Regions from separate parts of the Homo sapiens genome. Here region 1 is linked to region 2. The links are chromatin loops, found by intact Hi-C in ENCODE. Cell type or tissue: IMR-90. All regions are shown on one strand. Links, peaks and the distances in the headings refer to the core of each region. The heading gives the core; the rest is flanking DNA.

Region 1 (15,861 bases), core at 3,193-11,192, 52 kb after region 2:
AAGATTTGGATGGTGCTGGTTGCGGCAGCTCACGCCTATAATCCCAGCACGTTGGGAGGCTGAGGCGGGGCGGATCACAAGGTCAGGAGTTCGAGACCAGCCTGACCAACATGGTGAAACCCTGTCTCTACTAAAAAAAAAAAAACAAAAATCAGCCGGGTGTGGTGGGGCGCACCTGTAATCCCAGCTACTCAGGAGGCTGAGGCAGGAGAACCGCTTGAACCCAGGAGGCGGAGGTTGCAGTGAGCCAAGATCATGCCAGTCTGGGCAACAGAGTGAGACTCCATCTCAAAAAAAAAAAAAAAAAAAAAAGATTTGGATGGTTTAGAACAGGGGTCCCCAACCCCCAGCCCCAGGCCATGGACCGGTAACTGTCTGTCTCCTGTTAGGAACTGGGCCACGCAGCAGGAGGTGGGTGGCAGGACATGAACCCAGTTGTGAATGGTGCATACAAGGGATCTAGGTTGCACAGTCCTTACGAGAATCTAATGCCTGATGATCTGAAGTGGAACAGTTTCATCCTGAAACCATCCCCGCCCCGTTCCGGCTGTGGAAAAATTGTCTTCCGCAAAACCAGTCCCTGGTGCCAAAATGTTTGGGGACTGCTGGTTTGAAACAAACCAACCCATTCCCAGAGCCAAAAGAGTAACTAATAGGAAGCACGTCCTATTAGCAGAGAGTTGGCCTCAGCATCTTTTATGTGAAGGCAACCAAAGAATGTGCTCAGGAAAATAAAGGCCATAAAGTGGTGGAGACCAACGATCATTAGAATCACACCTAACTGGCTGGGCATGGTGGCTCACGCCTGTAATCCCAGCACTTTGGGAGGCCGAGGCAGGTGGATCACCTGAGGTCGGGAGTTTGAGACCAGCCTGATCAACATGGAGAAACCCCATGTCTACTAAGAATACAAAATTAGCCAGGCATGGTGGCCCATGTCTGTCATCCCAGCTAATCAGGAGGCTGAGGCAGGAGAATCACTTGAACCTGGGGGGCAGAGGTTGCGGTGGGCCGAGATCACACCATTGGCCTGGGCAACAAGAGTGAAACCTCGTTTCAAAAAAAAAAAAAGAAGAAGAAGAAAGAAAATCACACCTAACTATACTTGGCATTTACTCTAGTATTGTATGGCTACTTATCCAGTCAATAATTGATTGTCTATTACACGGCAGGCACTACTCTAGGGACTTGGGTTATATCAGCGAACAGAATACACTGAACAAATTCCCTTCCATCACGGAGCTCAATTCTGTGCTTAGTGCTGATTCCTGATCAGGAAGATTCTTAATTACCAGAGCCCAAGAACACATTTCCTTACTGTACACTTGTGATCCCATGACCCCATACAGAAATGCAACTCCCTCTGGGGCGAACCTGGGCAGCTGTGCAGGAGCACAGACGCAGCACTTCTGATTTAAGGGTGAGGATGATCTTACCCTAGTGTGGCTGCCGAGAAACTTAAGATGGGCAGGCTGTCAGGCCTTGCCTCTGAGTTGGATGAGGAAAGTGAGCTCAAAACCAAGGTGAAGAGTTGGCAGTGTGACCCTTGAAGATGATTCAAGTTAGCCTGGGGTACCCTCTCTGTTTTCCACTCCCAAACTGGGATTAACTTTATAATCTTCCATAAATATAGAGAAACTGGGGGCTTTCCAATATTAGCCTGGGTAGGTACTATTTCAAGACAACAGCAAGATGGCCTTGCATTCTAAAAGAGAGAAAGGGAGACAGGAAGTGAACATACCTAGAGATGCATGTTTAGGCAGGAGATAGTCTACAATATGGCCTTGTTCTTAGAACATTAGAGAGATGGAGTTTTTCTCAGCATGCTAAAAACGGTATGCAGATGAAGAGAAAATACTAGGAAGTAAACTGCTGGTCACTGTTTCTGCAAAAAGGCACCTAAAGGTAAGTGAATCAGGCAAGACTCAAGAATGGGCAAATTTGACCGAGCGTGGTGGCTCATGCCTGTAATCCCAGCACTTTGGGAGGCTGAGGTGGGTGGATCACCTGAGGTCAGGAGTTCGAGACCAGCCTGATCAATATGGTGAAACCCTGTCTCTACTAAAAATATGAAAATTAGCCAGGTGTGGTGGCGGGTGCCTGTAATCTCAGCTACTCAGGAGGCTGAGGCAGGAGAATCTCTTGAATCTGAGAGGCGGAGGTTGCAGTGAGCCGAGATCGTACCATTGCTCCAGCCCAGGCAACAATAGCAAGACTCTGTCTCAAAAAAGATAAAAGGAAAAAGAGTGGGCAAATTTATTGCTATGACTACCAACCCAGGATTTTAACCATTTCAAATTTTTAGGTCCCCATAAACCTCAAATGTCTGAGAATAAATATTTAAAATGTCTTTTGAATTTGTTATGGAGAGAGTCACCTATCTTTTTGTGAACAGTATTATTTTTAAAAGTTGAATTTAATTCCCAGTGACCCCCAGTGCTTCTGTGTCATATCTGTGATGATAGTTAGCCACTTGCTGTAAATTTGGCTACATTGTATACGTGTGTAGAAAATACAGGTATCTCCTACAACTAAATAGAAACTTTTTGCGTGGGTAAAAGAATCTCAAATATGCCAGTCCCTGTGGCAAAATTTTCCTGCTTTACTCAAAGGAAAATAAACACCACAGATAGAAAGATCGTATTTCTAACTCCAGGCTGCACGGAACTGCTCTTAAATGTACAGCTTCCATTCACATTTCTGGTTATCCCTTGAGTGAGAGGTCAGCTCTGCTACTGACCACAGCAAAGTGAGAAAAGGTCTCTCCACTTGCAGAAAATGCAAGCCCTTCGGTTTGCTTTCTGAACAACAGTGTTCACGGTTCTGAGGTAATTGCCTTAGTCACACCACAGCGCACAGGTTGGACCTTCAGCTGATACCTGGTGGAGTGGGTATATAGTGATGAATGTGTGTGTGAGTGTGTAAGCGAGACCTTCCATAGAGTACATGAGATAGATGACCTGGGTCCCAGAAATGGCCCATTTTACTTGACTGACTTGCTAGTAAACAAGTGAGCCAGGGCTCTCGATCTCAGAATTCAGTTTAGGTCACAAGCTGAGGATGACAGAGGGGGCTCTTCCCTCCAGCTCTTTGAAATTTGGGGCAGATGGATGAGACAGCAATTGCCTTCCACAATGGTGGATCTAAAACCAATATCGTCAGTAAATAGGTAAATAGCCCCCTTCCCTTCCACTTCTTTTGAGCTACTTTATCACCTTCCCCCACCTTCAATAATAAAGTAATTTGTCCAGTGAAACACTTTGAGTGGATAAATGACTGTAAAAAAAGCACTTAGCTGAGCACGGAAGAGCATTTTATGACTAGAAAAGGAAATGCCATGTTTATCAACATGAAAAAATTAACATTGTCACTTTATTTTGTATTAACATATGGTCAAAGCACCTCCCTAAGCTTATCTTGGGCATGAAACTGTGGTCATTGGTGTGTGAGCTGCTAAGAGACATGTGTTAAATAACTGGATAGGAGAATCTGGTTCTCCTGTGAAAAGTAAAATATAAATGTGGCTTTTACCTGGCCAGTTTGGCCAGCAGAACAGAACAATTTGCTCAATCAACAGTTACCTAAAATCTGGAGATTTTTAGATTGGCTTTTTTATGACTGGGTCTATAGAAATTCATGTGTCAATTTTTAATATTTTCACAGAGTTAAGTCACTTTGCATTGGGAATATTTTATCTTTGGAGTGTATCTAGTCTTCTATAAAAATAATACTAGTTTTCTAGTACAAAATTGGGAAAAAGGGGAATACAAAGTATAGTAAAAATAACAGACAAATAAGTTTTCTTAGGTATTTATTTACAAAACTCAAATCTTGCCCATATTACAGCGTAAGTCCAAAGCTCATTTGGGACCCTTTGAAACTGAAAATATCATTAAAAATATAAGTTATGTATCAAGCACAACATCTTTTGTGCATTGATTATTCCTATAAATTTAATTCCATCTCTTTACACTCCCAAATCAGTAATAAGGGAAAACAAATTTATTTCTTGGCAGCTTTTTTTCTCTTAGCCTCTTTTATACTCTGTTTTAAACAAAATAAGACAAACATCCAATCAAAAACATCCCACCAGTGAGGCAACAGTTAATCTGCCTGCTTTCCCTAGCATCACAAAAAAAGTGAAGTCTACAAGTCTTTCAGACACACTGAAGTCTTTCATTCATACCACAAATTCTGATTAAAGCCAAGACCTATCATTTTCAAAGCACTTCCCTGCAAATGACTAAAAACAATGTTTTTTTCCCCCTTCTTCCTTTAAAGGCTACACCCAAAACATTTGCTTGAGAAACTTTCTGAATAGTGGCATTGCCTGGTAAAACACATGCAGCAGACAAAATATCAGATTTCTTTTTCCAGCTGTCCAGAATCCCATTAGTGCCTCTTAACTTCTATCAGTCTTTTGCTATAATTAGGATGGCTTAGGGTTTATCTGGGCCTTTTTTTCAAAACCAGATTTCCTTCCGAGCAGCAGCAGCTGTCATGCACAAGTACCCTGATGGTGTTGGGAAACTTATTTTGATTTACATTATGGTATAGCAATTGTGAATGTGAAGTAAAGGAAGAGACACACACACACACACACACACACACACACACACACACGGTTCTTTTTATCTCGTAATTTCTTTAAAAGAAAAGTCTTACCTGAGGAGGATCACTCCAGTCTGGAACCTGGCTTGTTTCAAATAGAGTATTAACTTGCATGCCTTCTCCCTTGCAATTTGTGTTGCCTTCTTTGGAGACTGAGTCTGTTGAAGTTTGAAGGGTTTTTGCTTCTTGCTCTGCCTGGGTTGAAATAGCACATTCTCTTGCATCAGCATGGGAACTCCGACCAGTCGCTGCTGCTGTGGTGTGAGAAGTCTCTCTTTTATCACTCTGGGTTAGTGGGGGCTCAGCAGATTCTTTGGCAGAGCAGAGATGAAGGGTACCTTCTGTTGTACTTTCTCTCAGGTTGGCATTCGGCTTCTTGGGATTTCCCTTCATTCCCGGCTGCCTCACCCTGGCAGATTTCCTTGAACCCCTCTTGCTCCATAAGTCCTTTCCCCCCACTCTCTTGTCAGCTGCCGTCTCCCAACACTGGCTCATCCCTGAGTTTTCTGACTCACCAGACAAGAGCTTCATCTCTGTCTCTCTTACTGATTCATCCATGTTGAGCAGATTGTCACTGGCAAATTCCTCTCTTGCTTGGTGGCTGTCTCTGGTTTCTCCTTGAATTCCTGGATAATCATTTTCAGCAGCCTCGGGAGCAGTGGGGAGTTTATATCTCCCCTGTTCTGTCACTGAAGACGTTCCATCCTGGTGAGGTCCCAAAATGAGAGTCATCCCTGTTTGTGGGGATGAGGGACCGTGCTTGGAGACTCTGCTGCTCCTCACCCCAACTTCTTGGGGTTGTGAGTGATGACCACAGAAGCCAGCAGTGGCAACCATAGGCCCAGCGTCACCCGACACCCGAGACCCACAACCCATTCCACTGAGGAAATGCTCACACCCACCCAGGCAATGCTCACCGAATTCCATCTCTTCGTCATCGCTTTCTAATAAAAAAACATGCTCAGTCCCCAGCAGGTTCCTTTGCCAAACTGCATTAGAGTAATCCGTCATAACATCAGAACATTCCAGATACTCCAGGTCATCATCTGAAAACTCCTCGGTGTAGGTTAGGGTTATCTCTGGGCAAAGTTCATAGTCACTGTCAGAGTCTTCACTGGAAAGCTGTGGGCTGGGTTGTTTGTTGGCCACGGCACTGTCACCTGGGTAAATGTGTGCAGTTGCCTCAGATAGCGGGAGGCTGAAGCTAATGTATTTCTGTACTTTGGGATTTTGCTGACTAGAGCGTAAGCCTTCATCATGAGGACCATCATTGTTCAGGTCACCATCCGTGAACTTTGATGCCATGGAATGCACTGTCTTGTGGCAACATCTGTCTTGTTTTTCATAAATATGACTTGAATTAAGAAAAAGCAACCCATTTGCAATTTCTTCTGTGTTACTTGGATCATAAGCCTCTCCAGTGTGCCTTGTTCCTTTAACACCCAAAGGATTTTCAGAACTGGACACACTAATGTCAAGATTGCCCAATGACTGGAGGGAGAGTGAATGGTTGGATTTGGAGGGGGAGGAGTCAGCTGACCTGGGAGTGCCCGGGGAGATGCTTTCTTCTTCCTTATAAGGATGTTCCTTCTCATCAATCTGATTTGCCCTTTCTTCTTCATGTGTCCCTGTTTCATGTTTCCAACCCCTGTCCCTGTCATCTTCCAGGTTAGGAGACAATTGTGGGTTCTCTGATGAGCACTCAACCTCAACGGAAGCAGAACAACAGATCATTCCAAAAGAGTTTTTAGCCGAGATTTGATAGACAGCAGCATCATTTTTGGTACAGCTAGGATGAAGAGAATATATAGATAAGTTTGCCACATTTGGACATGCATGCCAACATTTTCACACCATGGCACACAGAGAAAATGACCATCATTTTACTGCATGTTCAAGGAGATCTGTGATCTCCCTGGAAAAGAGTTTGTGGCCAAAGGCAACTGACCTCTGGGCTCCGGTGCCCCTAGTGCTGAGAATCCTAGGCAATCAGCATCCTCCCTTGAAACTTTCCTCAACGCTGCCTCAAATGGAAAATGCTGAGGATTGCACCATGACAGTTTACAAATGCCATGGCAGGGTCAGGACATTACCTTATATGGTCTAAGAGGGGGAGAAACCCTCAGTTCCAAGAATTGCCCACCCCTTTCTTGGAAAACTCATGAATAATTCCACCCCTTATTTAGCATATCATCAAGAAACAATCATAAAAATGAGCAACCAGCAGCCCTCAAGGCTGCTCTGCCTATGGAGCAGCCATTCTTTTATTCCTTCACTTTCTTAATAAACTTGTTTTCACTTTAAAAAAAAAAAAAGAATAAAATGCTGAGAATTACTTAGATGAATGGGGAAAATGTTTTATATTCTAATTTTTTCTTCTTGCCTTTTACATCATTTTTATGTTACGGGAATTTGAAAAAGCATTTTTCTAGAGTGAGACATTGTACACAAATAAGTAAAATACAATTCTTCATGTACTGGAATGGCATAGAGAACCCTCAAATCTTTTGAAGACCTTGCTAAGAGGGTGTCATTCTTGCTAGAGGCCGTAAAGATAATACCATGATAGGACTACGTATATGAAGGACAGTGCTGTTTCCTTTTTAATTGAATGTGACTAAAAGTCTAAACCACAGCCCGTGAGCTCCACTGGCTGGAAACCCATGTCCACAGGCCATTCTGACTCACATAGATCAAGCCAGGTTTTCAGCTTTGGCCCAGCAGGGGAGGAACAGAATGCTGGATGGAACGAAGCCTGCTCTCTCAGTTCAGGATGGACGCTGCTCCTGTGGCTCCTCCCATCATTGTTCAGCATCACAAGGAGCCTGCAGCCTGACATACTTTACTGGGTCCTTTCCCACTGGAACTCTTCTCCAGACACTGCAATCCCAGTAAAAACTTGTTACCTGTGTTTTGTATGTTGCACCCTTATTAATCTCATTTGACCGCATTGTAATTGTAATATTGCTGACCTCACTATAAGTATCAGCCAGCCCAGAAGTCAACAATCATTTTTAGAAGGCAGGAGCTGTGGGTCTGGCTTGGTCTGAGAGGCAATGCTTAGGTCTTTATTCACTGTTCTTTGTGTGAAATACACACAAATATCTAACCCAGGAAGGGTCAGTGTGAGACACAGATATAATATGGTCATCCTTTCTCTTCCCCACTGAAGGGACCCCTTGCCTCCACAATCCTATATGTCCTCATAAACCCTCAAGTGTTGAGTCCCAGCTCACATATGTCTCATTTTCAGAAGGCAAAGACATCTAATCCCAATTTCAATAATGTCTTGTTGAGTTGGCAATCTGGCTCTTGGGTAGAAGCCATTCAGGAGCGGCTGAGATTGGCCAAGCTTGACCCATGGCTGATACTGGGCTTTGCCTTGGCCAAGAGCACACATAGAATAAAATTTAAGGCAACTTTCTGGAGAAAACAATACCTGCGCTCCTGTCTATTTCACTAAGTTATTCTGACTTTGCAAAGAAGAAATGTTATACCAGACGAATTCTTCAAGAAGGGGGCAGTACCGAGACAAAGATATCTCTGGTGCTGAAGAATCATGCAGAAGAATCATCAGAGAACTCTGTTTAAAATTCTTGAATCAGAATCCCTAGGTCAAGGGCCTGAGAATCTGCTTTTAAAGATCTCAAAGCCATTCTGATGCAAATTGTCCTTGGCCTACCCTTGGAGACAGCCTCATCCTCATCACTGTCAATCAGGCTTAGGGCTCCGCCATTCAAGCGGACTCTTCTCAGATGAAGAAAAATGTCTATTGCTGCAGTTTCATGTCATCCAGATTGTTGGCGAAAAAAAAAAAAAACTGTGAAATATTTAAAGAGATTTACTTTGAGCCAAATATGAGTGACCATGGCTGGGGCACATCCTCAAGGGGTCCTGAGAACAAGTGCCCGAGGTAGTCAGTTTTACAGTTTGGTTTTATACATTTTAGGGAGACAGAAGTTACAGGCAAAGCATAAATCAATACGTATAAGGTGTACGTTGATTCAGCCCAGAAAGATGGGACATTTTGAAGTGGGGGGTGGGGGCAAGATTATAGGTCATAGGTAGATTCCAAGATTTTCTGATTGGTAATTGGTCAGAAGAGTTAAGCTTTCCCTAAAGAGTTGAAGCCAGCAGAAAGAAATTGTTGAGTTAAGATAAGTGGGTTGTGGAAGCCAAGGTTCTTGTATGTAGAGGCAGCCCCTAAGTAGCAGGCTTCAGAGGGAATAAATGGTAAATGTCCTCTCTGGACCTTAGAAGGTGTCAGATTCTCTCCTGAATCGGGAAAAGACCTGGAAAGGGAAGGAGAATCACTACAGAATGCAGATTTCCTCCCACAAGAGTATGGCTTTGCAGGGCCATTTAAAAATATATCAAAGAAATATATTTTTAGAGTCAAATACTCTGATTTTCTTTAGGACCTGCTCTTTGTGATGTGATGCTATACCAGAATCAGGTTGGAGTTGGGTATCTTCCTGCTACAGAGTCTGCTGTGAGTCTTATGATCTCTATTTTAATGTCAGTGGTGGTCAGTTATGCCTAAACTACAAAGAGAGGAGGGTATAATGAGGCGCGTCCAACACCCTTCCTGTCATGGCCTGAACTAGTTTTTTAGGTTTCTTAGGGATCCCCTTGGCCAAGGGGTGTGGGGGCAGTGGTGCAGCTTAGAATTTAATTTTTGGTTTACAACACTGTCTTCTTCATGAACCTTTTCAATTAATTCTTGGAGATTTGGCCTCCATTAAGCACTGACAGCATAAAAAAGCACTACAAGCTGAGCACAGTGGCTCACACCTGTAATCCCAGCACTTCAGGAGGCTGAAGTGGGAGAATCAGTTGAGCCTATGAGTTCAAGACCTGCCTGGGAAACATGGCAAGACTCCATCTCTGTAAAAAATTTAAAAATTAGCCAGGCATGGTGATACACACCAGTAGTCCCAGCTACTCCAGCCTGGATGGCAGAGCAAGACTTTGTCTCAAAAAAAAAAAAAAAAAGAAAGAAAGAAAAAGGCGGGGGGGCTGTGGCAGGGTGGGCAATAGGGACTACTGGGAAATCCCAAGTAATTTTGATATCCTGACCTATCCAGTCCATGAGCCCTCTGCAGAGAAACCACCTCCCCTGAAGGTACCATGACTTGTGTAGAAGAGAGAGAAAGGAAGAAAAGAAAAGAAGGCTGAGAGGCACAAGGGGCAGTAAAGCAGTAAGAAATCAGGAGAGGTGGGGAGCAGAGATGATTCTCAAGAATCAAGGAGAGAAAACAAAAAGACTTTTAGAAAAACATGGAGAAAATCATTGAGTTAAATACACTCTATTTAAATTCTTAACAACTAAATAAACAGATGGGAGATTGTCATAATTTTGTGATGTATAATTTTATGAAACATGTTTTAGTTGATAAGAGATTTATAATCCATCCTAAGTACAGTCAATGAAGAGAAAAGGGAACTGGATTAAGTATAATTAACTTCTCACTGGCTAATGAGTGCCTTTGAAAGAGTTATGATTTGTGGCTGACACGTCTTTGCTAATTATCTCGAAGCATCCTAAAGAAGAGGGGAAGAAAATCGGGCAAGGAAGCCAGCATCTGCTGGGTGACTCCTACATTAAACAATGTCTGCCTCCTCCCTGTGGGCAAAACTGAGGTTGAAAGGAGTTATTTCCCCAAAGTGACAAAGCTGGAAAGCCATAGAGCCGGGATAAGAAAGAGCCTTCTGCCCTGGCTGCCTGGCTCTGTGGTTGCTGTTAGAAAACTAACATTACCAGAAAGGAAACGACACAGTGTAGAGATCATTCTGCAAATAAAGTGTTTCTGTCCTAAGTCTTCAATCTTGATCAGCCAAATGGCAGACTTGCATAGAGTAATGGGCACCGTGGTGCCCAGCATTATGTTAGGAGCTGCAGTGGAGTGAAGGAGACGCCTGAAACATCATGTCCAGCCCCCAAATGACTAAAAATTGACTGAAGGAAATAGTATTACTTTCCCAGAGAACCTTGTAGATCAGGTCTGTGCTAAGGTGTACAGAACAGACTGGATGGGAAAAAGGAGTTCAGAGAAGGGACTCCAATGGTAGCAGTTAAAATGGTGTTAGTAGGGTCAGGGTGTAGAATCTTTGCAGCATGCTGGCAGAGAGACCTGTGTGCCCCACAGTGATTTGACAGGAATGCAAAACCATCCAGGAAGAAATTCCCTGAACAATTAATTGAATTCCCTCCTTGCATGTCTTTTCTTTTGGCGGAGGGAAGCAGTAACATTCCTCTCCCCTGCTGTGAAAGTCTTGCTTGAATTCTCTAGGTTCTTTATAAATTAATCATTTCCTTATTAAAGAAAAAGAGGTCCATGTTACCTTGAATGAAGCTTCTGAGTTTGAACCCCCAGAAGTGGTCTAAACCAGAATTTCTGAAAACATTTTGGTTTCAAGACTCTTTAACACTCTTAAAAATAATTGAGGACTTCAAAGAACTTTTGTTTATATGGGTTATATCTGTCAATATTTACCACATTACAATAAAAAATTTTTAACTATTTAGTTCATTTTAAAATAACAAGAATAAATTCATTGCACATTAGCATAAATAATGTTTTTATGGAAAACAAATATATTTTTCCAAGGCAAAGCAACATTTCATAAGAGTAGTTTTAAATTTTTTCATATATCTTTAATATCAAGCTTAACAGAAGATGGTTGGATTTTTGTATCTGTGCATTCAGTGTGATACAATACATGGTTTTGATTAATATATGTAGAAAAACTGGCCTGACACATCAATGTATTGGGAAAGAAGGAATATTTTAATAATCTTTTCATCTGATTGAAAATATTCTTATTTGATATATACGAAGATTAGTTACAATGTGGAATCTGAAACCACATCAGTGAACTTTCCATACTTGTTATGTAAAATCCACCATTCTATGTTGCTTTTTTTTTTTTTTTTTTTTTGAGACGGAGTCTTGCTCTGTCTCCCAGGCTGGAGTACAGTGGCACCACCTTGGCTCACTGCAACCTCCACCTCCAGGGTTCAAGTGATTCTTCTGCCTCAGCCTCCCAAGTAGCTGGGACTATAGGCATGCACCACCATGGCTGGCTAATTTTTGTATTTTTAGTAGAGACGGGATTTCACCATGTTGGCCAGGCTGGTCTCAAACTCCTGACCTCAGGTGATCTGCCTGCCTTGGCCTCCCAAAGTGCTGGGATTACGGGCATGAGCCACAATGCCCAGCCCTATATTGCATTTTAAGTGCATCTTTTACCCATGCATGATTTTGTAACATCACACATTGGTCATTTGGAAAAACTTGGCTCATGATATCTTCCAAATATTAATACATTTTATTAAATAATACTTTTTAAAACCACGTTGTTTAATATTATCACTGATCTTATCAGAATAATTTTTAAATATTATAAACTGTTAAGCTTTTGATGAAGGGCACAAGCTTTCCAAAATTCTACTTAGGGAAATAATATGAATGTTAATTTATCAGAGAACAGTGTAAATCAAATCTGTGCTAAGTTGTATGGTAGAAAGTAGAAGCATGGAGGATATGAGCTAGAAGTTCAGAGGAAGGATCCCTGAAAATTCTCACCTCTGTAAATGCAACAAGAACACTGGCAAAACTTGTCTGAATCAACTTTTTCAGGGCTCTGAAAATTAAAGGCAATCTGGGGAGCCTTTATTCGAGAAAAATGGCTGAATCTCAGTAAGAACAGTTTTCTGGTGCTTTAACCTGCCCTAGTTCTATTCCCCCATAACCAGCTCCACAGTAGTCTTGAAAACCAAGACTCCACAACCACAGTGAAAACCAGTAGCCTGGCAGCAGCTGGAGGGGGCAGGACCCAGTTGGGGCTCCTTCAAAGCCCCATACCCAGAGAGTTGTCATTATTTGACCTGCCTAGTAATTCCCTGGAAGACCCCACTCACAAGACTGTTTTTGTGTGATCTGACTTAGAGTTCACCCAGCAAAAATATCTTTTTCCCTAGGGGCATTTGTAAAAAAAAAAAAAAATTATACAGACAATTGTTTAACACCATGGCTGCTTGAGGCAGTAGATTACAATTGGGTTAAACAATAGGGTAACCAAAAAGCTTAAAAGGGAAAGCTGGGAATGAGATGCCCATGGGGTCATTGAAAAGCTGAGACATTCTCCTGGGGATCTAGGAGGCCATGCACATGCATAAGGCTGTGAGCAGCCTTCCTAAGCATGTCCAGTGCATGTGCTTACGAAAGACCTGAGAAAATTCTGAGCTCGCAGCTCTAACTGACCTTAAGGCTCTCTACTAGCAGGAAGTGAAGGCTAAGGCAGAGTTGTCAATTGCCTGGCTGAGTGTGAAAGCATGCTTCATACCTCAACATGCACACACAGCCCCTCAATAAACTGGGAGACCCATTGGTTCCAGGCATCTAAGGAAATCTCTGTCCAGTCATTAGCTGACCACTAAGCTAACTCAGTAGAAACTTCAGGGGTCACAGACAACAAAGAATTAGTTCAGAAAAGTCACTAAGCAAGCAAACAACAACAATAAGCCCTGGGAATGTGGGAGAATCTCATTTCCAGAGTTGCCACGTTACATTGTTTAAAATGTCCAGTTTTCAACAAAAATTATGTGACATGCAAAGAAACATAAAGTATTGCCCATACACAGAAAAAGCAATCAATAGAAACTGTCCCTAGACTTGCTAAACACAAACTTTATCTATTTTAAATATGCTGAAAGAACTAAAGAAAACCATGTCTAAAGAGCTGAAAAAAAGTATGAGAATGGTGTTTCAATAAAGACATAGAAATTATACATACAAACCAAATAGAAATTTAGAGATTTAAAATTACAGTAACTGAAATAAAAAATTCACAAAAGGGCTCTACAGCAGATTTGGGCAGATGGAATAAGAATCAGTGAACTTGAAGTTGGTCAATTGAGATTATCCAATTTTAGGAACACAAAGAGAAAAGAATGTAGAAAATTAAAGAGTTCTGGAGCCTGATGGTATACCAGCTTACAATATATATATAATGAGAGTCCCCATAGGAGAGAAGATAGAGAAAAAAACAGAAGGAATATTGGAAAAAACTGGAAGTCCCTAGTTCAGAGAAGGGACTGCAATGATAGCTTGAAAGTTTGGATTTTATCACTGGCAACAAATACTTTTAGTTTTCCTTGAAGTGGCAGGCTTGTTTTGTTCATTTTTCAGAAAATGTCTGCCAAATACCCAAGGCTGAATAACCATCATTTGTCTGTTATTCTTTTGAGTAAAAATGATAATCCATAAAAACAGTGGCTAGTTCAGCTTGCAACTTAATCATGCAAAAGCTTGTCCTCAAGATGTTCACCATCTGAGGAAATCCAGCAGAGGTGCTGTGTGTATATTTCCCATTTTATTACATGGGGTATTAACAGGGCTACTGAGTTATCAAGATTTAATAAAATTACCCCATTTTTACTGATGCATCAAGGGCATTATTAAGTAAAACTTTTTGTTTGTTGTTTTTAACTGTGGCTGTATGGAAATGCAGAATTCTATGGCAACTAATACGGTTCGGGACCACTGCCATGATTCATGCTAAGCCACCAACAGACTTACCCTTCATTACTTTTTATCATGAGTGTACACGTCAACACAGTGAAAAGGGCAAATAATGTTTGAATTTTTTTTTAATTTTTATTTTAACTTCTGGGGTACATGTGCAGGATGTGCAGGTTTCTTACATAGGTAACGTGTGCCATGGTGGTTTTCTGCACCTATTAACCCATCACTTAGATATTAAGCCCAGCATGCATTAGCTATTTTTCCTAATGTTCTACCCCTTACACTGCTCCCCCTCAAACCCTGTCCACCGACAGGCCCCAGTGTGTGTTGTTCCCCTCCCTGTGTCCATGTATTCTCATTTTTTTAGCTCCCACTTCTAAGTGAGAACATGTGGTTTTTGGTTTTCTGTTCCTGTATTAGTTTGCTGAGGATAATGGCTTCCAGCTCCATCCATGTCCCTGCAGAGGACATGATCTTGTTCCTTTTTATGGCTGTGTAGTATTCCGTGGTGTATATGTACCACATTTACTTTATCCAGTCTATTGTTGATGGGCATTTGGGTTGATTCCATGTCTTTGCTATTGTGAATGGTGCTGCAATGAACATATGCGTGCATATATCTTTGTAATAGAATGATTTATATTCCTTTGGGTTTATATCTGGTAATGGGATTGCTGGGTATGTTTGAATATTTTTAGGATAACAGTTTTGACCCTGAGGATCCCTAAAAAGGTGTTAGGGACTTCCAGAAGTCCAAGGAACACACTTTGAGAATCATTGATTTAAGCTATTCACCAAGGGAAGCCTGGATACACTGTCACAGCAGAACAGCTGGCTGTTGCACCCTGGAAGATGGGCATTAGCATGGAGGGGGTCACTGCTTTGCTTGGTTTGTTCACTTGTGTATCCTCTTAGGCTGATGATATAATTTCTGTGGTTTTTCTTATTTGCAAAGGGGAAAGAAGACCTATGTCTGGGCTCCATTTCCAGAGATTCTGATTCAATGCTTAATACATGGGCCTATGTAATTTAGTTTTGGGCAGGAGGAGGCCGGTTCCATCAATTCTGGAAGGGCTAATCCTAAAAGTTCTTCAGGATTCAGCCAACTTAGCATGATTTTGTGCTTTGGGAACAAGGGTTAAAAATATGAGTAAGAACTAAGCAGGACAAGAATCCACAGGACTAGTAACCCTATCAAAGAGGAATATGAAGACACGAGTTTGGGGAACAGGATGAAACAAGTAGAAAAGGAAGACATAAACGAACGATTTATTTTTTTCTAGCTACCAGCACAATATACCCATCAAAATGATATACTCTTCAGTCCCTACATTTCAATCATCATCATCTTCTTCATCCTTATTCTCATGCTCATCCTACCCTAAGGGTCACATGCATTATTTCATACATCTACCTATTGACCACTAAGGTGGGTGATTCCACCAGCAAAAATAAAAATAAAATCAGTAATCTTGTGTGGCCTGAAAAATGGATAATCCTTTATTGCCTGCCCTGAGGTCACTTCCCTGCTCCCAACAATATTAAAATTGCTGAAACTCAAACTGCAACTCGACCAGGTGCCCTGAAGACAGGGTTCATAGAAGAAGAAGCTGAAGTATTGGCTAGAGGTAAGATTTGGAATTCTCAGCCAGGTGCATTGGCTCATGCCTGTAATCCCAGCACTTTGGGAGGCTGAGGCAGGTGGATCACTTGAGGTCAG
Region 2 (15,861 bases), core at 4,048-12,047:
CTAATTTTTGTATTTTTAGTAGAGACGGGGTTTCACCATGTTGGCCAGGATAGTCTTGATCTCTTGACCTCGTGATCCCACTCGCCTCGGCCTTCCAAAGTGCTGGGATTACAGGCGTGAGCCACCGCGCCTGGCCTATTGCTAGACCATTTCTAAGTCGAGATCTCAGTTTCTTACTTTTGATACACTGGATGTGACTGCATTTTGATTACTTTTATTACCTGTTTCTGCAGAGATTTCAGGCGTTCTGTTTGTTTTAAAACTCAGTACATGCAGTAAATCTTTAAGATGCTAGTTCAATTAACTGTCAGAATTTATCCAATTTCTCCTAAAACTGACCGTGGATCCTCCCCTGTGCTGAAAGTCATGATCACATGGGGTGAGGCTGGACCACCGTGGTATGTGGAGCTGGCCTTCTGCAGCTCCTGAGAGCTGATGACGGGCGGCTCTTCCCAGTCCCATGATGTGTGATGTCACACTGGTGGTTTAAGAGTGGCCACACTGAGAGTATTTACATCATGGAAATTGTAGGACTCAGAACTTCCCCAACCCTCAGCATGTTGTTAAATATTTACCCCAGCACACCACCAGGCAAGGGTGGGCATGGGTGGGCGTAGGTGGGTGAGTAATTCTCCTTAAGAGGGAAGACACGGCAAACACAGATTCCACCAAACTGTGGAAAACTCAGTGGGAGGCCCGGGGACATCACGAGCATTCATGAGCAGCAGTGTTAGGCTGTGGCTAACACCAGGTGCCAAAAGAAAGCAGAGAAACCCATCTTTTGTTTTCCTTAAGACACAAACGAATGGAGTGATCCTTCAGACACCTGGCTGTCTTTGGGAATCTGCTCAGCTAGTCAAACTGAAAGGAAAATTGAACAAACAAAACAAGCTGTAATAAGTCCCAGTAGCTGAAAAATCCCATGCAGAAGGGCTGAATGCAAGACCGATGCTTAAAGGGAAAAGTCAAATCCAAACTCCCCCTCTACGTGTTCCCCAAAACTCCACTGCTACAGTGTAGCATCCAATTCTGGATATCTGTAGTCTAATGAACTTACAATAGGAAGTATGGCCCTACATTCACTTTGAATTGGCTCATGAATTGTCATTTCTTTCTCTTTTTTTTTTCTGATTTTTTTTTAATTATACTTTTAGGGTACATGTGCCCAATGTGCAGGTTAGTTACATATGTATACATGTGCCATGCTGGTGTGCTGCACCCATTAACTCGTCATTTAGCATTAGGTATATCTCCTAATGCTAACCCTCCCCCCTCCCCCCACCCCACAACAGTCCCCAGAGTGTGATGTTCCCCTTCCTGTGTCCATGTGTTCTCATTGTTCAATTCCCATCTATGAGTGAGAACATGCGGTGTTTGGTTTTTTGTCCTTGCGATAGTTTACTGAGAATGATGATTTCCAATTTCATCCATGTCCCTAACAAAGGACATGAACTCATCATTTTTTATGGTTGCATAGTATTCCATGGTGTATATGTGCCACATTTTCTTAATCCAGTCTATCATTGTTGGATATTTGGGTTGGTTCCAAGTCTTTGCTATTGTGAATAGTGCCTCAATAAACATACGTGTGCATGTGTCTTTATAACAGCATGATCTATAGTCCTTTGGGTATATACCCAGTAATGGGATGGCTGGGTCAAATGGTATTTCTAGTTCTAGATCCCTGAGGAATCACCACACCGACTTCCACAATGGTTGAACTAGTTTACAGTCCCACCAACAGTGTAAAAGTGTTTCTATTTCTCCACATCCTCTCCAGCACCTGTTGTTTCCTGACTTTTTAATGATCGCCATTCTAACTGGTGTGAGATGGTATCTCATTGTGGTTTTGATTTGCATTTCTCTGATGGCATTCATTTCTTAAGTCACGCCATAGCTCTCCTTCTCGGTTGGAAGAGTCCAGAGGATTACTGCTTCTACTCTTTCCTCTGGGAGCTATTTTATGCTTTACAGTAAGCCCATTTCCTCTGGCAGGTCAACCCTAACTGACTTACCTTTAGTATCCTGGCGACTTGACAGCTGTTTGAGAACTAGAAGAAGACAAAGCAGAGAATGGCTTCAGTACAGATGTCCATTGTGAACGGGCAGGGGCCAGTGGTTTTTCATTGAAAACTGTGGTTTACCTTCAGCTGTGAGGTTAAATTCAGCAGTCACTTTTCCGTAGCTGTTCTTGATGCAGCAGTAATAGAGTCCCTGGTCCTTCGGACTGGCTTGCACGATGGCAAAGGAAACAGTGGAGTTGTCCCCTGCACTGCAATGAGGAATATTCACATTGACACACTTCATCATTCTACAGTTGCATTTTTTCCTAATATACTTAAGGAGAAAGAAGCTAAGACTTCCCTGCTCACATGTTTTCAGCCAGTGAGCTGCCCAAAGGGCAAAATCACGATCAGCTGTTTAAATAATTGATTTATCCACAGAGGAGAGTCATTACATTTTGGCTAACACGCTCACTCCAATAAGCAGTAGGTTTAACTGCCATGAGTAGAGCAAAGAATTGAAATTGTGAATTCTGGGAGCTGTTGTTAACATTTCTGCTCAGAATTCAGCTCAATTATGTGACTAATCCGGGTGTCCTGTGCTTGAAGGAAAGTCTGATAACTCCAAACCCAAACTTATACAGATACAATAAGGGACAAGAGAAAACGGGGTTCTTAGCTTTATGCTACATAAGGATTCGTGACTGAGGGCCCCTTTGTAATAGTGTCCTGTACTCCCCTAGTGAGGTACCAACCATCGAACCATTCACTCACCCAAAATTATTAAGTTCCGGTCACTGTGCTATGAAAACTAAAACTGGTGGTGGTGGTCATATTGGTGGTGATGATGACAGTGATGATGATGCCAATAGCTAATGTGCACTGAGCATTTGGTATGTACCAGGCATTGTGCCAAATCACATAAAGATCAATTTCATGATGCCCTCAGAACAACCTAATGAGAGAACTATGTTTACTATTCTCAGTTTGCAGATGAGGAAACTGAGGCATAGAAAAATTTAAGCAAATGATTTTGACTTCATTAAGCTGCCTCCCCAAGTAAATTATGGTTCCCGCCCTCAAGTCTGGGATAATTTGAAACATAGGGAGAGCCACATATTTATTCCAAAGTCTCAAACAAAAAACTTACTCTACAGCAAAAAAAAAAAAAAAAAAAGGATATTCAGACGTTGTTCTGGTTTTGTTCTTTAAAATGAACTTTGTTTAAACATTCACCAAGATTCTGTGTATGTATGTGTATACATGTGTGTGGTGTACATTTTAGCTTGGGTTCGTTTCATAGTTTAACAACAAAAATTCACCTAGCTTGAGTTTGTCTCAGTTGCATGTTCAAAAACAGTGTTCATTATTGGTTGGTTTTTCAATAGACTTCAAGCCTCCAATATATACATTCCTTCCCTGGAATATACCAGTGGCTTAAAACAAAGTTCACTAAACCATTCTACTTCCTTCATTCCTGGGGTCTCTGAACATATCCCACTGTATGGTTAAAACTGGATGTGAACAAGTCCAGTTATAAGGGGAAGACTTCCGGACAGGGCAGTAAAACACAGAGTGGGCCACAGAGGAGGCTTGTGGAAAGTCCTTCTCCAAGGCTCTAGGATTGGCACAGCCTTTCTGTCATTGAAAGGGGAAGGCAAGGGCTACCCGAAGGGCTGGGGGCTGAACTAGAACTGTCCTGTGAACATCTTCCTTCCAGCCTAGAAATTCTCTGATACTTGGCCCAGAACCACGAAGACCGTTTTTCCTGGCTTGGCCCATGGTCCCCACCCAAGGCTTTCTTCTAGAAGGAATACATGTAGGAGTCAGAAAGGTCTGGATCCCAACCCTGAGGCCGACCTCAGGTGTGCTATGTAGCCTGTCACCCTCAATTTCCTCCTCTGTGAAAGCAGAATGAGCAAGATCACCGCTCAGATGTGTCATGAGGAGTAACGTGTCATGACACCGGCGTGTGAAGCTTCAGCGAAAAGCCCAGTCTTGAGCGTGGTCACGAGTCATTACTTCGTGGTGAGCAGTAGTATTAGTGGGGAACAGTAGTATTAGTGTGCTTTCTCCATGATACAAAACTACCTCGGAAGTCCCAAAGAGTTCTATCCAACATTTGTGGAGTATCTGCTCTGTGCTTAGTACTGGGGGATTCAATGATGAAAAAGAAAAAAAAAAAAAAAAAAAGGCACAGTCCTTGCCCTTGAGGGTCTTCTAGTCTGGGAGGAAATGGACAAACAGAAAATACCAATACAGCTGTAGAAAGCAGTAACAAGTGATCTTGTGCCTTTTTTAACCAAGAGGGTAAGTTCAGTTTCATATCCTCTTACCCTGTAAGGGACAAATCTTTTTACCTTAGGAAATGGCTACAGACAGCAGAACAGCAGTGGTGATTAGCTGTGCAGACAAATGCAAAAGAAGCCCATGTCCAGAGTGTGATCAGAAGAACACAAAGAGTGAAGTTGGCTGCAGGGAGAGGGTACTTAGCATGGGGACTTCTCTGAGAGATCCCATCATCCATCACCAGCCCTAAGGAGCCAGGGCTTGGCAGCACCCCCACCCACCACTCAGTCTGGGCTGAGAAGTCCTCGGGTTGTTTCTCCCAGGGCCATCCAAGGAGATCCTCCCATCCCAGCAGCCAGCTCCTCATCCACTGGTTCCCAGCGGGAACAACATGACCTGTGCTCCATGACCTTGCTCAGCTATCAGTAGGGCCGCTCTACGTGGACAGCTGCCCTTTCAAAAGCCCAGGGAACTCAGAAGGACCTCTCTCCCCAGAGTGGAGAATGGGTTCCTGGTTACCAAGAAGGTACTGATGGCCAAATAGCACCAGAGGGTGCCACCTTGAGGTCTCCATGAAGCCAAGACATGCCACTGCTACACAGAGACTCAAACCAAGCTACCACTTTCTTCTTCTTGGTTTCTTCGAAGTATATTAGTCTTGCCCTACCCACAAGAAAGTCTTCTGACACCTAATTTCCACGCTTTAGCCTGTTAAGGAAAGTACCCAAAACTTGCGGACAAAGGAAGAGGATCACAGTCATTGTTCAACAGGATCATTGAGGATGATCTAGTGAAAGAGAATGCTTTGCTATTTCCCATTTACACAGAACCCACTCAGACACTTTAAGTTACAGGTTAACTTTTAGGTTTCTGTGCAGTAGAAAAGATAACTCCCAAAGTTTATTACCTGTCAAACATTAACCAGTTTTATATCTATTTCAAAATGTATTTCCGCATTCCTTTGCCTGATGGACTATCTAAATCTTCATTCCTCAAATGCTCCTTTGAACAACTCTTGCCATTGTACAGGTTCCCTCATGATTTAGTAAGTTCAAGAAGACCTTTGCTCCACGTTCATATTATATTTGAGAGATTTCAACTCTTTGAAAATGATACAAGACAGTGACATATTTCATGGAGGCACAAATGAAGGGAAACGCTGGACTGGAAGTAGGCATGAGAGAAATTAGCAAACATTTGAAAACCCACTTGAAATAATATAAATGATCTCTCAATAAACAAATGAATTATAACTCTTAAATATTCTCAAGTGTTAGCATGGAGAAAGCAAATGGGTTCAACTAAGCCAGACACTGTCACCAAGGAGAAATGAAGCAAACATCACTAGGAATCAAAGGCCTTAGCCACGCGTCATCAGTAAGTAGAATGCTTACTAATGACATATGCTCCCCAGGGGAAGGTTAGGTTTATCGTAAATACACATCAAATGGAAAAGGGACCCGCAAATATTCAAGTGGTAATTCTGAGCTCAGAGCAAGGCTGATGAATGGAAAAACAGTGAAAATACTGGTTAATTGCTCTTGGCTGACAGCTTCAGAAAATAATTTAAAATGAATAATTAGTACCTTTTTAAGTGAAGCTCTAGGGAACCTCCTTGACTTAAAAAGCAAACCATTTCTTTTCCTTTATAATAATTCTTAAGCCATACCTAAGACAGGCAGGGTAATGGTGACATTTTAGGCAAAGTGGTTATGCTATCAATTACAATCCAGTTAGATGCTCTGGAGTGATGTTAGTAGAAATGAAATCATAGCTCAAGTATTCCATGATTACATTTGAGAAATAGTTTCCAGACATATGTTCCAAGCAGACATATATGATTTAATTAAACAGAAAACTCAGATTTTCTCACTTTTTCAGTCTACTGGTGACAAAATTAAGGGGATTGGAACCCCTCCCATTTCTTAGGGAGCTAAACTGGGAACCCTTTGGCAGAGGGTTGACTTTTGAACCAGGTGATTTGTTTCTAGATTGTGTCAGATGAAGCTTGAATTCATCAGTTCACTTGAACAAGCATTTATTGCCAAGAAAAGCTGCTTAAGGAAGCCAGTAATCAGGTTTATTCCACAGGGGATATTCTTGGCAATGATTCTCACGCTCATCTCTTGCCTCCTCATTCTTCTCTCCTTTATTATCTTAAGGACATGGCTGGACGCAGTGGGTCACTCCTGTAATCCCAGCACTTTGGGAGGCTGAGGCAGGTGGATCACTTGAGGCCAGGAGTTCAAGACCAGCCTGGGCAATGTGGCAAAACCCTGTCTCTACTAAAAATACAAAAGAAAATTAGCCAAGCATGGTGGTGTGCTCCAGTAATCCTAGGTACTCGGGAGGCTGAGGTGGGAGGATCACTTAAGCCCAGGAGGTGGAGGCTGCAGTGAGCCGTGATTGCACCACTATACTCCAGCCTGGGAGATGGGAGTAGCACCTTGTCTCAAAAATAAAAATAAAAATCATAGGGACCCAGAAATAAACAGGTTTTCCCATCTTAGTGATGGCTGCTGGTCACCCTCAATAGCTGTTACTTTTCTGTAACCTCATAGATTGCTGTTGTTGTTGTTTTTATTCATCTCCTTAGCTTTGTTTGACCTTTATCAGATTACTGGGAATTTATGAAACAGAAAACACACCCAAGTTAAATTCACAGACATACAGATGAGAGCTCTTTAATCTTAGGACCACAGAACCTCAGACTAGAATATCATTTGACATGTTCCTTCCCCTGATTTAAAAAATGTAGTGAAAGGTTGTGTGACTTCCCAAAACCCCAGAACTCAATTCTGGCAAAACCTGGGCAAGAATCCTCCATCATTTTCCCCATCCAGACACTTGTCTTCCGATATTTAGTCTTTTTTAATATTGTGGATGTGGAATCTCTGCTTCAATTTTCCTTTTCACGTCCTATAATTTATTCTTTTTTCTTTTTTACAACCATGTTGTGAAATAAACAAGCAACAACTGTGAAAAGTAACCAGGGAAAAACATCGCACCTTCTCTGCACTTGGGCTATGGACTTTGAATCTTTTGTCCAGCAGATAGTAGAATCTTCATGAATTTCTGCAAATTGGCAGCTTAATTTTACATTTCCAGAGTGTTCAGGGAACATCTCAGCTTGGATCTTTTTCAGTAATACTGGAGCTAGAAACAAGATATTTGAAGGTCAGTGTAACAAAAGACTTTCCCATTTCATACCATTTAATTCTCATAACAATCCTGAGAGACAGGAATATTAATTATTATCCCCAATTATGGAAGTGAGAATTGAGTCTCTGAGGGGAGAGGTGGCTTGCCTAAATAGTCGGAAAATTTACAAATCAATCTAATAGAAAATGCTCACTTCCATTACTTAAAATTCTTTAGGTGCAGCCTGTAATGCTTAAAGTGAAATAGAACTTGAGAGATTTTTTCTAAAGGGGATGAGAGGTGGGAGGATTTTAGATATCTATTCTATAGGATCTCATCCAAATAAAGATGTTTTTAAATGATTACCAGATCATCCAGGTCGAAATCAGAGCTAGGAATTAGGGAGTAGAATAAAATCTGGATTATCCAAAAAACTACGGCTAAGCCCCCAAAATGTAAAAGACACCTCAACAATAGGTTATTGGCTGAATAATATTCATCTTTTCCCTTTTATCACACTTGTCTTTGCTGAAGATAACCTAGTAGATTGGAGTGATGTCTGATATCAACCTCATTAGCAAAAGAGAATAGAAGCAATAAGGAAACAATTCCCACTGGTTGGGCTGAGACCTTTGAAATATCACCTCAGTATCAATATCAGTGAGGAACAATTAGCATGCTAATGTGTAATTAGCTAGGGCAGCCACTGGGCGGCAGCCTAGACATTAGAACAAGACAAGGATGAGGCCCCTGTCCCGAGTGGTCGTAACAATTGGGTAGGAAATGAGATTACTGCAGATGTGTGAGTCTATCACAAATTAAGTAGCATAACTCCACAGCGTTGGTAACACAAAAAAGTACATCAGTATAAAACATATGTAATCCGTAGCCAAACCAAGATCACCAATACTGAGACTTTGCTCCACTGCCTCAAATTATACTACGGTGAAAATATCCATGAATTCAAGGTGCTTCTCATCTCTCCTTGGCACCAGCAGATGCTAGGATGACAGAATGCATATTTAAAAGCTAATTCTCTACCCTGGAAGTGATAATGGGCCTGTTGGGTAGCAAATCTTTCAACCAGAGAGTAACCAAGACTGCTAACAGTATCCTGGGAGCCAAGTGGATAATTGAGAGAGAGAGAAAATGTAACAAGTACGTATTGATGGCAAACCCGCATCAGTGCATTTGGGCCTGCTGGTTCCTGCCCAAGCTGAGACCGTGTTCAGGTTCACAATGTCAAACTCTTGGTCCAGGTCTCGACCAAGCCCACCTCCTCATCTGGGCCATTTCCTAGAGGGTCTTTCCAACACCATGCAGTGGCCGGCTTCATGGGTGATGTGGGGACACCTAAATATTCCTAAGCCTGCCAGAACCTGTTGTACCGAACACAAGGAAAATTGGAGGATGGCGGGAAGGGCATGAAATGGGCAGCAGAACTGAATGATGGATGGTCTGTGGGAGATTTGAAGCTTGTTTAGCCGAGGGGCTTTGGGCTTTGGATAGGACCCCTGACTATGTGAGACAGAGGTGGAAAGTGCAGCTGAACGAGCTCAAAGGAGACCTGGAGTGCAGCTAGTTTTTTCTTCCGTGTGCAGGTTGGGCTAGTGTTGAGGGAAAACGGTAGTAAAGTCCCCGGTGAATAAAAAGTTTCTGTTGTACTAAGCTTTGGACATCAAAAACGATTACTCAGGCCTGGCATGGTGGTTCACACCTGTAATCCCAGCACTTTTGGAGGCCGAGGCAGGAGGGTCACCTGAGGCCAGGAGTTGGAGACCAGCCTGGGCAACATAGCAAGATCCCATCTCTAGAAAAAAAAATTAGCCAGGTGCAGTGCGCATGCCTGTGGACCTAGCTACTTAGGAGGCTGAGGTGGGAGGATCGGTTGAGCACAGGAGTTCAAGGCTGCGGTGAGCCATGATCTCGCCACTGCAATCCAGCCTAAGTGACAGAGTGAGACCCTATCTCTAAAGTAATAATAATAATTTTTTAAAAACATTACTTAGGGTTTATTTCTTTTATAATGATCCAAGTCACTGCTCCCCTCATCCTAACTCCCGCCCCACCAGTTAACTGGTGGGAAGGCATTAAATCTGTGCTCCTTTGGGGATAGCAGGGTGGGTACCAGACTGCTGGGTAGGGCACAGTCGAGATGTCAGCCAAGGGGTCTGAAGTGTACCAGCCGGAAAGCAGTGACGAGGACTCAGGATCTTACAAAAGCCATCACAAGAAGGAAGGAGAACTTCCTAATCTGGTGTCTTCCTGGTGGCAACTTTTGTTATTTTTAAGCAATGAAATTGCTGTTGCTTACACTGAGAAAACAAAATAAAAAACCTTTGAGTGCTCAATGGTGGAGTAGATTCTTAAAGGAATTGGCCCACGGCTAGAAAACCGTAACGAACAACTAGAAGGTGATAAGTTGAAAAAAAAAAAAAAAAAAGGACGGGCATGCGGGCATGGTGGCTCATTTTGGGAGGCCAAGGCGGGCAGATCACAAGGTCAAGAGATCTAGACCATCCTGGCCAACATGGTGAAACCCCGTCTCTACTAAATATACAAAAATTAGCTGGGCATGGTGGTGCACACCTATAGTCCCAGCTACTCGGGAGGCTGAGGCTGGAGGATCGCTTGAACCAGGAGGTGGAGGTTGTAGTGAGCCGAGATTGCACCACTGTGCTCCAGCCTAGTGACAGAGCAAGGCTCCGTCTCAAAAAAAAAAAAAAAAAAAAAAAAAAAAATAGGCTGTTGTCAAGGGCTGGCCCTCTGAATGCTGCCATTCCAAAAGGTAAATGCCAGAAGAGAATTATTTTTCCTGTCTCTTGTCATCATCTGTGTTGATTCGTATGGATTAGTGCCCACAGTGGATTCATATTAGATAAATATTCAGTGCATTCATTATCAAAGTCACCATGGAAAATAACATGTCCTTAATAAATGGATGAATATGTTGGTCAAGCAGTTATTTCCCATCAGTCGATGGCCCTTCCAGTACAATAACCTAGTGCTGGTTTGTAGTTAGATCAGGGAGCTGTGATCCTAAAGAAAAGTGGGTGCCAGTGTTCCAGAAACCCGTTCTAATTTTCTCTGCAAAGAAAATCCCCACACGAGAGGGGAGAGGTTGGCCGCCAGTGGCAACTCCTCCGAAGCTGGGAAAGGACTGCAGGGTCAGAACCTACCCCGGCATGGGCAAAACCTGCCTGGGACTCCCATTTACCTGCTGACTCAAGGGTAACTCTGGTGAACCTCCCCCTCCTGCTCCGTCACCAGATGACTCCTACCTTCTGGCCGAGGCCCTGAGTTTTTCAGAGAGGAGGAGCTGTGGATGCCAGCACCACTCTTTCTCCTAATGCTAGGTTGGTATCAACTCAGACACAATGATCTTTTGCCTGAACTAAGCTCTCTATTTATTTCATAAGCATACTGAGCATAAGCATTGCCTCATTTTTTATTTAAAAACACTAATTTAAAAAAACAGTAACTAACAACCATGAGAGCTGTGTTAGGCCATGTGCCATTCAAATTGCTTTGCATTTTTATACCTGAGAGGAGTCTTATCATTAGCACCCCCATTTTACAGGTGGGGAAAGTGAGGCACCCAGAGGCTAAGGCATTTGCCCAGGGCTATCCAGGTACTGCCAGAGGCCAGACTTGAACCCAAGCAATATAACTCCTAATCTATACCCTAACCACCATGATACAACTTGCCCCAGATGGACCCAAACACCCGCTAGTATCTCTAACTGAATCTTTGCCTCTTAATGGCCTCTGTGTTGTGGGTGGCATGAGTAACAACCCTTCAGTGGTCTGGCCTGGAAAAGTCTTTGGTTGTCTCTACCCCGTAGTCTCCGGCAGGGCCCTCTCAGGACAAGGCTGGCTGCCCTCGCATCTACCTGCTTTGCTCAGACCAGTGGCTCCCAGAAGGCGGCATGCTCGGTCTTTGCAGCCTTTAGTGCAATGGCGAGGTTGTGCTGCAGCTGAAATCAAAGTCTTTGACGGCGATTGATTTCAACACTGCCTATCTGGACAGTCCTCTTACCCATGGGTAACTTGAAAAGTCACAGGCAAGAATTCCAAAAAGGTGGTTTTGCTTGTCTACCTTTACCTGCAAAGGAACCCCTATCCCCAAACAAGGGGGTTGAGGCTGGTCCCCAGAGGCAATCTATTCAGCCTCTGGGCTGAAACCAATTTTGAGAGCTTTTGAAACATTGCTTCATTCTATTTAATTTTTTTTTTTTTTTTTGAGACAGGGTCTTGCTCTGTTGCCCAGGCTGGAGTGCAGCTGGAGTGTGGTGGTGTGATCACAGCTCACTGTAGCCTCGACTTTCTGGGGTCAGGTGATTCTCCTTAGCCGCAGAGTAGCTGGGACTACAGACGTGCGCCACCATACCCAGCTAATTTTTTGTATTTTTCGTAGAGATGGGGTTTCGCCATGTTGCTCAGGCTGGTCTCAAACTCCTGGGCTTAAGCAATCCTCCTACCTCGGCCTCCCAAATTGCTGGGATTACAGGTGTGAGCCACAATGCCGAGCCATTCTCTTTAAATATGCTTTAAAATATAGATACTAATAACCTGATTGGATACTTCCAAACTCTTCAGAAGGCAGTTTTGTCTTTAAACCTTTCTGCAACAGGGGTTAGGACCCATTTGATGGGATGGGAATAACAAACGCCAGCCTCAAAATCTAAGGACTCAGGTTAAGAGAGGAGAAAATTCTTCCCTTCTGATCAGCCATCCGTAGCTTTTCGCTCCAGAGCACACAGGCCACTGTAGCTTGCTGCAATATTTTCTCTTCTGACTTCTACCAGGGTGTGTGGGGAGAGAAAGAAGAGCTCTGAAATAAAACAGGCTAAAATTTGGTCTATAAATGGAATTTGGGACTGAAATGATTCCTCAGACAAAGTAGAATTAACTGCAATTTCAGGACTTTTTTTTTTTTTTTAACAGCATCATAGGTAGAGGTTGATCAAGGACTTTTGAGGCTTGAGTGGTCTGAAACCTAGAACAGAGACCTCAGAGGATTTTAGATTTAGATAAATGGGAAGGGTGAGTTGAAAAGAAATGTTACACTCAAATTTGGAAGAAAAAACCAAGGTTCAAGGAAGTTATTTTTAATGAAAAATCAGTGATTAAAGAGGAGAATCCCAATTTGTACCAAAATATTCATTTCCACAAATCCTGCTTAGTGCATGGTCTATTTCATTATACTAATTAGCTACACTGATTAATGCTTCTGTTTATATTTTTAAATAGATTTTGTAAAAGAGGATAATGAAACGGAAAAGCACCTTCATCACATTCCCCTCCAACAGACATGCCTACAGGCGGCCTTTATCAGTGGTTCTCAATCGTGGTTCTCCCGATAGATCACCTGGGAACTTGTTAGAAGTGCAAATTTCACACACTGGGGGAGGGGAGCAATCTGGGTTTTAACAAGTCCTCCAGGTGATTCTGATGCCACATGCTGAAGCCACTTGGCCACAACCATAGCATCAATGCCCACCTGGGGGACACTGGCCTTAATTGCAAAGGACCCTCGAGGACACAGGAACTGGATACCTGGTCTACAAGCCCAAACTTTAACAATGATGGACAGCAACAGAACCTCACCTCTTCCTTCTCTTTTGCAAGATGGCTTTTTTGGGTCTTGTTTCTCTTCTGTGTGTGATAATGATGTTTCGAGTTTGGGCATCTTTTTAAGAAAGGCTGAGTTCTTTCTGATATTTTCCTTTTCTTCCAGTTTCAGCCTCAGTGCTGCCACCCTGGACAAAATTTTCTTCTTTACTCCCTCAGCTAAATGTCCACTGCCTGGGGCTTCTGGCTTCCTCTTGACCTCCTCTGACCCCGTCACTGCTGTGAGGGTCCCTGGCGATTTGCCTGCTCGGGCTTCCAGGGACTTCTCTCTCTCCCTGGACTTTTTCGCACAGCCCAGGGTGCCCTTTTGACATGGATCCTGCAGTAATTTAGGGGCTTTCTCTAACTCACGTTCTCCTGAAATAAATGCCAAGGTCTTCGCTGAGGAGCTAGATGAGCTTGGGGGTTTGGTTTCCCCAATTTGAAGCACCTCTATTTTAGGTTCCTCCATTTTGTGGCTTATCAAAAAGTCTGTGACATTTCCTTCAGGAGATGAAGTACAAGGGAACCTGGTAAGATCAGGAGAAGAGGGCAAAGGTTTCCCACGCTCATTCTCAATAGTTCCCCTTTTCTGTGAAACAGGAAACACATACTGACGCTTTCTGGGCTCAACTATGTCATTTTCAGGGACGTCATGAATTTGGCCTGTGGAGTTGTGCGTGTCAACCCCAAGAGAAGCGTGAGTCATTATTGGAAGACAACTAGAAAGAGGTGAAGTGGGGGAAATCAATTCTGCTTTGTCCTTTTTGCTTTGCTCAGCCTCCCCTAAGCTCCCATCACTGCTTTCTTGTATTTGGCCTATGCTACATCCACTTGGAATTCTTTCACCGCCTTCGCTGGGTTGCAGGACTTGCCAAATGGCAGTTTTTGCCTCCTCAGGTTGAATTTGTTCAGCCTCCTGCTTCATACTGCCTTCTTGGCTTCTGCTGATTCTATTTTCACTCAGAATGGTTCCCTGGAGACATGGAACTTGCAAAATGGCCGGCTGGATTTCCGCTTCGTGGCCCATGTTTCCGTCATTTGATTGACCCCCTTCTCTGGCGCCCTGTGGTGTGGTTTCAGAGGGCTCTGGTTTTCCAGCCCTGGTGTACTCTATCACACTTATCTCATCAATGGGATCTACAGAGGACTCTAGGATTTTAGGGCAGGTCAGAAACTTTTTAAAGAAGGCAGTGTGATCCATCTTGAGTTGTTTTTCCTCCTGGTCTTGACTCACATTGTTAACATTTTCCTTCCCTCCAGTTTCAGAAGCCGCTGACAGTGAATCTGTGACAGATAACTCCTTTTCATCTACAGGGTCCACGGATGACTCCAGGAGTCTGGGTTGGCTGAAACCCCGGGAAGAAAGACTTCTCCAATGTACACTGATGGTGGGCTCTTCGCCTTTATGGCTTTCTCTGCTATCAGCAAGGGCTGACTCAGCATCCTCTGGACTGTGAGCCAATGCTGCTATTTCAGAGGGGGCCAATTCAGGCACAACAGCATCTGCCTTTAGACTATCAGGTACAGCCCAGACCTTGTCAGGAATTATGAGACCACCGTCTGATGCCTTGCTCTCAGAATTTGTCAGTTGTCGTGGTGGCCAGATTTCAGAAGCGGAAGCCTCTAGAGTTATAATCTTCAGCTTGTTGCCTGCCTCCCAATTTCCAGGTCTATATTCTTTAGACTCTTCCAAAAGGATATCAGAGAGAGATGGAACGTTGCTCAGAGCCTGACTGTCTTCTTCCCCAGCAGTTTCAGCCACCACGGAGACCCTCGTCCCCCAACCTGAGCGCTGCCCTGCTCCTTCCCTAGAGCTTGCGGGTGAGTGGGCCGTGGGCACCAAGTTTCTTTCCTCTTGTGCAGCAGATGTCGTAGGCAAACTTTGTTGGAAATCAGGTGCAGAAAGAGAACCCTGCTGGGACAGGCTCTGCTGCTGGACCCCCTGCTTTGTTTCACTTCCTCTTTCTTGGAAATTCTCTTCATAGCTCCTAAAGTCTGCTCTGTCCACAGTCTGGCTCTTATCTCCAGACAGGTTATCAACCTGAAGAGGGGAATTACTGCAGAAACCCTCTCCCTCTGGGAGCTGCAGGACATGGTGTGGGACTCCTGGCACACTGGGTGCCCTGCAAAGTAGCTCTTTTGTAGATTTGATGGTAGCACCACTTAAAATATGATCCAACTGCACTTGGGAAGGAAATTGGGAAACCTTTTCATGGGATGCACGAGGGAACCTCTCCTCAGTGCCACCTGCATGCTTGTCCTCAGGAATTGACACAGCAAGGTATTTGGCTGGGTGGACTTCGGTGGCAATGGTAACAGTTGATGTGTCCTCAGTCTCCCTGGTCGCTTGAAAGCACTCATTATTAGCAGTTAATGTTGTTGGCTTCTCCCAAGGAAAACTCACAATTGAACTATAACTGGCTGGTGTGGCTGTGGTGTCTGCGGCACTAGGACTGGGGCTCTTGTCACCTCCTTCTTTAAATTGCACTAAAGGATTGTTCTCAGAAGAAAGGAGCTGTGTTTCATCAAGCCCTCCTGAGTTGCTGGGGCTTGGCTGCTCCTGGCCAGCATGTACTGTGGAGGCCAGTGGGTAGGTGGAATTCTCCACCTTGGCTAGATTTTCTCCTGTGGCACCTTCACTAGCTGTGTGTGAAATGTTCAAGGTGAAAGTACTGGTAAAAAGAGGGGACATGACTGAGTTGCCGTCCTTGCTGCTTTTGCACGTAGACACTGAAGTCTCAGACACTTGTGTCTGAAAAAAGACTTCCAGTGTCTTGTCATTAGAAGAACATAAATCAGATACTTTGTTTTG

What was found. Hi-C counts contacts between places; a loop is a spot of excess contacts. Peaks named below come from ENCODE experiments on the same cell type or tissue, not always from the same donor. Only the 100,000 strongest peaks of a DNase experiment are listed, where the experiment ranks them.
Region 1: it touches region 2 in a loop (2.4-fold over the local background); 8 of 110 quality-filtered maps call a loop at or near these places.

What each region holds. Positions count from the first base shown.
Region 1 is chr18:58,574,149-58,590,009 of GRCh38, forward strand. It overlaps ALPK2 (alpha kinase 2), which reads right to left. Exons shown (of 13, transcript NM_052947.4): 4 at 4,666-6,400. Among named protein-coding and RNA genes, the nearest start is that of SNORA108, 19 kb to the right of the region's middle. RefSeq lists enhancers at 5,399-5,946, 7,483-7,983, 10,504-11,138. In IMR-90, for the core only: CTCF peaks have their summits at 6,637, 7,301 and 10,249; DNase peaks (open chromatin) are centred at 4,853, 5,113, 5,533, 7,323 and 1 weaker place; H3K4me3 peaks cover 3,168 bases; H3K27ac peaks cover 5,478 bases.
Region 2 is chr18:58,521,791-58,537,651 of GRCh38, forward strand. It overlaps ALPK2 (alpha kinase 2), which reads right to left. Exons shown (of 13, transcript NM_052947.4): 5 at 13,044-15,861; 6 at 7,301-7,448; 7 at 2,145-2,272; 8 at 2,016-2,051. Among named protein-coding and RNA genes, the nearest start is that of ALPK2-AS1, 27 kb to the right of the region's middle. RefSeq lists a silencer at 4,278-4,357 and enhancers at 13,010-13,409, 13,510-13,559, 13,552-14,751, 13,670-13,889, 13,950-14,149 and 1 more. In IMR-90, for the core only: a CTCF peak has its summit at 8,144 (motif pointing right); a DNase peak (open chromatin) is centred at 8,171.